2 separate regions of the Homo sapiens genome follow, and region 1 is linked to region 2. A link is a loop called in an ENCODE intact Hi-C map of the cell type or tissue named here. Cell type or tissue: breast epithelium. All regions are shown on one strand. Links, peaks and the distances in the headings refer to the core of each region. The heading gives the core; the rest is flanking DNA. Region 1 overlaps TRIM9 (tripartite motif containing 9). Region 2 overlaps FRMD6 (FERM domain containing 6).

The links. Peaks named below come from ENCODE experiments on the same cell type or tissue, not always from the same donor. Only the 100,000 strongest peaks of a DNase experiment are listed, where the experiment ranks them.
Region 1: it touches region 2 in a loop (24-fold over the local background); 8 of 110 quality-filtered maps call a loop at or near these places.

What each region holds. Positions count from the first base shown.
Region 1 is chr14:51,085,969-51,088,793 of GRCh38, forward strand. The region is part of intron 1 of TRIM9 (tripartite motif containing 9); the gene reads right to left. Among named protein-coding and RNA genes, the nearest start is that of TRIM9, 7.7 kb to the right of the region's middle. In breast epithelium, for the core only: no CTCF peak of the experiment used is centred there; a DNase peak (open chromatin) is centred at 1,114.
Region 2 is chr14:51,661,379-51,664,203 of GRCh38, forward strand. All of the region lies in intron 1 of FRMD6 (FERM domain containing 6), which reads left to right. Among named protein-coding and RNA genes, the nearest start is that of FRMD6, 11 kb to the left of the region's middle. In breast epithelium, for the core only: no CTCF peak of the experiment used is centred there; no DNase peak of the experiment used is centred there; H3K27ac peaks cover 66 bases.

The DNA of each region.
Region 1 (2,825 bases), core at 76-2,575, 580 kb before region 2:
TCTGGTCTGTGGAATATTCAACATACTTGTCACCTCTTTCCTCATGCACCACAATTTCTTTTCTAAATTTATTTTGTCACAAGGAATCTTAGGAGAAAAATGACTCAATTTCTCAGTAATTTTCATATACGAGAACTAAAGGAGTCCAGCTATTTGTTATGTCATTGAAGTTTGTAAGTTCATAAAACTGTGCTTTATAGGTATGCTTCCTGGGCTTATCAGAAAGTAGAACAGAACAGCAGTTAAACATGTGAGTTGTAGAGTCAGACAGCCAGGATTCAAACTCTGACCCTGCCAATTACAACGGGTGTGACTTCATAATCTTCCTGTGTTCCAGTTTTCTCACAGGAAGATGTGTGGATTATGAAGATTAAATGAGAAAATGCTGTAAAAATCTTTAGAGCAGTGCCTGCATGTAGTAAGTGCCCAGTACATTTTAGCAAAAAGTATAAAATACAGGCTTTCAAATTTAATGATTACTGTCAGGCTAATTTGAGAAATTTAAAATACCGGGTTATATTGCTAGTTATTAGTCTTCCTCTACTGATTATTTTCTTCATTGAACCAACCTTTATCTAACTTCTACTAAGTACAGAAACGGAGTAAAAGAAGATAGATAAGAAACAGTCTATGGAATTGAGTTATTAGGGTTCAGTGGAAGATTTCTCACAGAAGCAATTATAATACAGTGGGAGGATGCTCAGGGTTAGAATACAGATATGGACGCTATGGAGGAGGGTGAGCTGAACAGGTGACAGGGCTGGGAAGAGAGTCTGGGACCAAACTGTGAAGAGGAAGGGGACTGAAATGACCAGATCTGTTTCAGACAATCAGGTACAAGCAGGAATTGAAACCACGGAGTGGATGAGTTTCTTGAGACAGGCGTGTTGAGGAGGGGGGAAAAGTAAATGATGTTTATTTATTCATGACTAGACACTCAAAAAAAGTTTTCTTGCTTTTGCAGCTTAAAATGAATCAGCCAAAATGAAGAAAACTCCCTCTCTACAGTTATTTAATAAAAAAGTGTCTGCAATTAAACACAGCTGGGGTGGGGGGAGGTGGCGGGCACTGCTGGTGCAGGTGTAACTCTGGTAGGTGGGGTAGCAGCATCAGGTTCCCGGTTGGCAGGCTGGTCTGGTCCACAGCTGTGGAGGCTGACTCATCTCAACTGGGTGTGGCCAGGTTAGTTGGTCTGGTGATCTGAAGGTTTGGTCTAAGAAACTGGGGGAGGGCAAGCGTAGTGGACAGGAAGGGAGGGGCTCTATGGAGAAAGTCAGAGGGTGTCAAGGAGAAGATAGCTAAGCAGGCAGATGGGATTGTGACTAGACCCATGGCCAACATGCTGCACTTTAGGCCTGGATAGTTTAAAAAGAAGGCAAAACCAGGGCCAAACAAAAGTGAAATGATGTCATGATGATTTCCCTGACACAGATGCAGTTAGAAAAAAGAAAACCTGCTGTTAGATATATTTTGCTTAGGTTTCTTGGGTAATCTCACTTGGAGTTAGGTCTCAGTTTAGGATAGGGGCCCAGTTTAGGGTTGTGAGAACACCCCAGGGGAATGATCTTGGCTTTGAGATGTCCTTTGGGCTGAATTAGATATGCTGCTTAACAAAACCTAGATGGTCTCTGATAGTGTAGGTACACTGTGGTGGCCATTTTATAGATAACTCTTGTTCTAAGGTTAAAAATTGACCCAAAATGTCAATATAAAAATATTAGCAAAACCTGGAATGCATTAAACAAGCATTTACTTCATAAGTTGTTATGCTATGTTGTCCCCAGAGCAATATTAAAGTTTTAAGCTTTTCATATTGTCTTTTTCTGCTCATCAAAAGTATCTTTAAAACAATCTATTTTTGTATACCACAGATTAATGAAAAACTCAATTAGACCAGTCATTTGGTATCATGTATACAAAACCTAAAAGTAGTCTAAAGTAGAATGAAGTGGTGGTTTTTAAAATTATATTACATTAATATTCCTCATGCCTAAAATCATTTTTTGAGTTATTTACAATAGAAAGGGGGACAACATGTATTCCAGTCCATACATATAAATACTACAAAACTTATGTTAATTATTTTTACCTCTTTGACTTTTAATGTTTAAAAAATAAAATAAATTTAACTTTTAACATTTGCTTTAAGAATTAATGCAAGATTTAAGATTTAAGGATAGGTTTGCTGCAGGCATAGTTTTAGGTATTCTAATCTACATAGACAAGAAATGAATAACAATTACTTACTAACTTATTCACTAATAACTACCTGAACTAGTGTTCTCCAAACTTGTGTGGCACTCTAACAGAGTTTCCAAAGTTAGACAAATTTGGAAAATGCTACATTGAATCAAGTGGCTTTGTTTGTTGCAGGATGTGTATACATAGGCATATTGATACAATATACAATGTGAACTACCTGCAGCCTGTTCAGAATGGAGAGTCTCAAACTTATTTAACTATGGAAAACTCGTGGGAGCAGAGTTTGAGAAATGCTGACCTAGAGTATAGATAAAACAAAAAGAATTGTGGAGTGCTCATACATATCTTCAGAGGTTTTCTTGCCTTTGAAAACAAACAAATCAATTATTGGCAGAAGTTCGATTTCAGGACCTCCCTGTCTGGCCTAATGTTCTTAAAAGTGTCATCACTACATACATGGAGTAATTTCGAGTTGGTAAAAAAAAAAAAAAATCTCTTCGGCCTCTTTGTGAAAAACCTCACAATAAAAATAACTGAAGAAAATAACCAAAAGGCTAATAAAAGCTACCTAGTGGTGAATGGGTAGATAACATTGAATATGATATGATTTCTGCTTCATTGAA
Region 2 (2,825 bases), core at 60-2,559:
AAGTGTCTCCATTCCTTGAGTAACAATGTTATCACTAGAAGATATTGTGAACTCTATTGATCTACACAATGGAAGAATGAACTATGAGTTGTTTTTCTAATTGCGTTGATGGTCTTGGGCTAAACCTGGATGCTTCATCTTTTAGAGGTTGTGTTGATAAGGAGGAATCAGTAAAAGAAAATTAAAAAGGAGCAAGCAGAGGATAGGAAGAAAATTAGAAAAATGTCCTTGTAGTCAAAGAAAATATCTCCAGCAGAAGAGTGGATCAGTTAGCTCACATGTTGCTGAGAAGTCAAGCAGGGTGAAGACTGAGAGTTGCTCATTGGATTTAGCAACCTGGGGAGTCATTGGTGATGATGACAAGAGCTGTGTCACTGGAGAAGTGGAGATGAAAACCTTATTGGAGTGGGTTCAAAGAGAATAAAAAATTTATGAAAGATAACTATTACTTGTAATTCAGTTTTGTATATTACAAATATTCAATATTGATGTGGGTACATTTTAATATGCCTGGTAGGATGTGCAGTGGGACTTTGGAAATGGGAATGTTGGAGGCCGTGCATATCTTCAGCAGGCTTTGTCAGGGTTAGGGAGCCTTTGAGCTTTTCCCTAGTTATTATTGGTAGGGGTAGGGCTCTAGTATATAGATTGTAGTTTGTATATTTTGAAATAGAGAAACGGTTCTATGCAGTTTTTTAGTTCTTTGTTAAATGTCTTTGGATGAGAACTATATCTTGAAAATACTCATACTTTGTTTAAAGACTTTTTCATTTCTAGTAAAGATGTGTTCTTTAATTCAATCTATTGATCCTTGTCTTAGATTGTTTTTTGATACTATAATGGAGTACCACACATAAGGTATTCTGTCCATAAAGAATGGAAGTTTACTATTGACATTCTTTACAGAACTAGAAAAAAACTATTTACAAATTCACATGGGACCAAAAAAAAGAGCTTGAATAGCCAAGGCAATCCTAAGCAAAAAGAACAAAGCTGGAGGCAACATGGTACCATCTTCAAATTATTAGAGCAACAGTGACCAAAACAGCATGATACTGGTACAAAAACAGACACATAGAGCAGTGGAACAGAATAGAGAGCCCAGAAATAAGGCCACACACCTGCAGCTGTCTGATTTGTGACAAACCTGACAAAACAAGCAATGGGGAAAGAATTCCCTATGCATTGAATGGTGCTGGGATAATTGGCTAGCCATATACACAAGATTGAAATTGGACTGCCTCCTTATACCATATACAAAAATTAACTCAAAATGGATTAAAAGCTTAAATGTAAAGCCCCAAACTAAAAACCCTGGAAGACAACCTAGGCAATACCGTTCTGGACATAAAAATGGCAAACATTTACTGATGAAGACAGCAAAAGCAATTGCAACAAAGGCAAAAATGGACAAATGGGATCTAATTAAAGTAAACAGCAAAGGAAACTGTCAACAGAGTGAACAGACAACCTACAGAATGGAAGAAAATATTTGCAAAGTATGTACTGACAAAGGTCTAATATGCAGCATCTATAAGGAACTTAAATTTACTAGAAAAAAAATCCATTAAAATGTGGGCAAATGACATGAACAGACACTTGAAAAGAAGACATGGATGCAGCAAACAATCATATGAAAAAAAAGCTTGTCATTGATACTGGAGAAAGCAAATCAAAACCACAGCGAGATACCATCTCACACCAGTCAGAATGGCTATTAAAATGTTAAAAAAATAACAGATGCTGGCAAGGTTGTGGAGGAAAAGGAATGCTTATACACTGTTTGTGGGAGTGTAAATTAGTTCCACCATTGTGGAAGACAGTGTGGTGATTCCTCAAAGACCTAAAAACAGAAATACAGTTAGACTCAGCAATCCCTACTGGGTATATACCCAAAGGAATATAAATCATTCTATTACAAAGACACATGCATGCATATGTTCATTGCTACACTATTCACAATAGCAAAGACATAGAATCAAGCTAAATGCCTATCAGTGGTAGACTGGATAAAGAAAATGTGGTACATATATATCATGGAATACTATGTTGCCATAAAAAAGAATGCGATCATGTCCTTTGAGGTAACATGGATGGAGCTGGAGGCCATTAATCCTCAGCAAACTAATGCAGAAACAGAAATACTGCATGTTCTCACTTATGTGGGAGCTTAATGATGAGGACACATGGACACATAGAGGGGACATACACTGGGGCTTACCAGAGGATGGAGGTTGGGAGGAGGGAGAGGATCAGGAAAAATAATTAATGGCTTAATACCTGGGTGACAAAATAATCTGTACAGCAAACCCCCATGACACAAGTTTATCTATATAACAAACCTGTACTCATACCCTTGAATTTAAAATAAAAGTTAAATTTTAAAAAAAGGAAGTTCATTTAGCTTATGGTTTGGGGGCCCTGAAGTCCAAGAGCACGGCACCAGCATCTGGCCCAGGTCATCCCATGGTGGAATGCGGAAGCAAGGGCAAGACAGAAAGCACAAGGGGCTGGACTAGTTTTTATAACAACCTGCTCTTGTGATAACTACGTTAATCCACTCATAAGGACTTGACCCTTATGACTCAGTCACCTCTTGTTAGGCCCCATCTCCCAATGCTATTGCATCGGGGATTAAGTTTCCAACACATGAACTTTTGGGGGACACATTCAAACCATAGCAGTCCTTTTTCATGAAAGGTGAGACATGTGCTTTGAGGTGGCTTCTTTTTCAGCAATGGTGATAGGTTTGATCTGACTAGGCCACACAGCATAGTGCCCCACTGGCCTGGAAGCCATCATTCACAGAGTAGATGGCTCAGGTT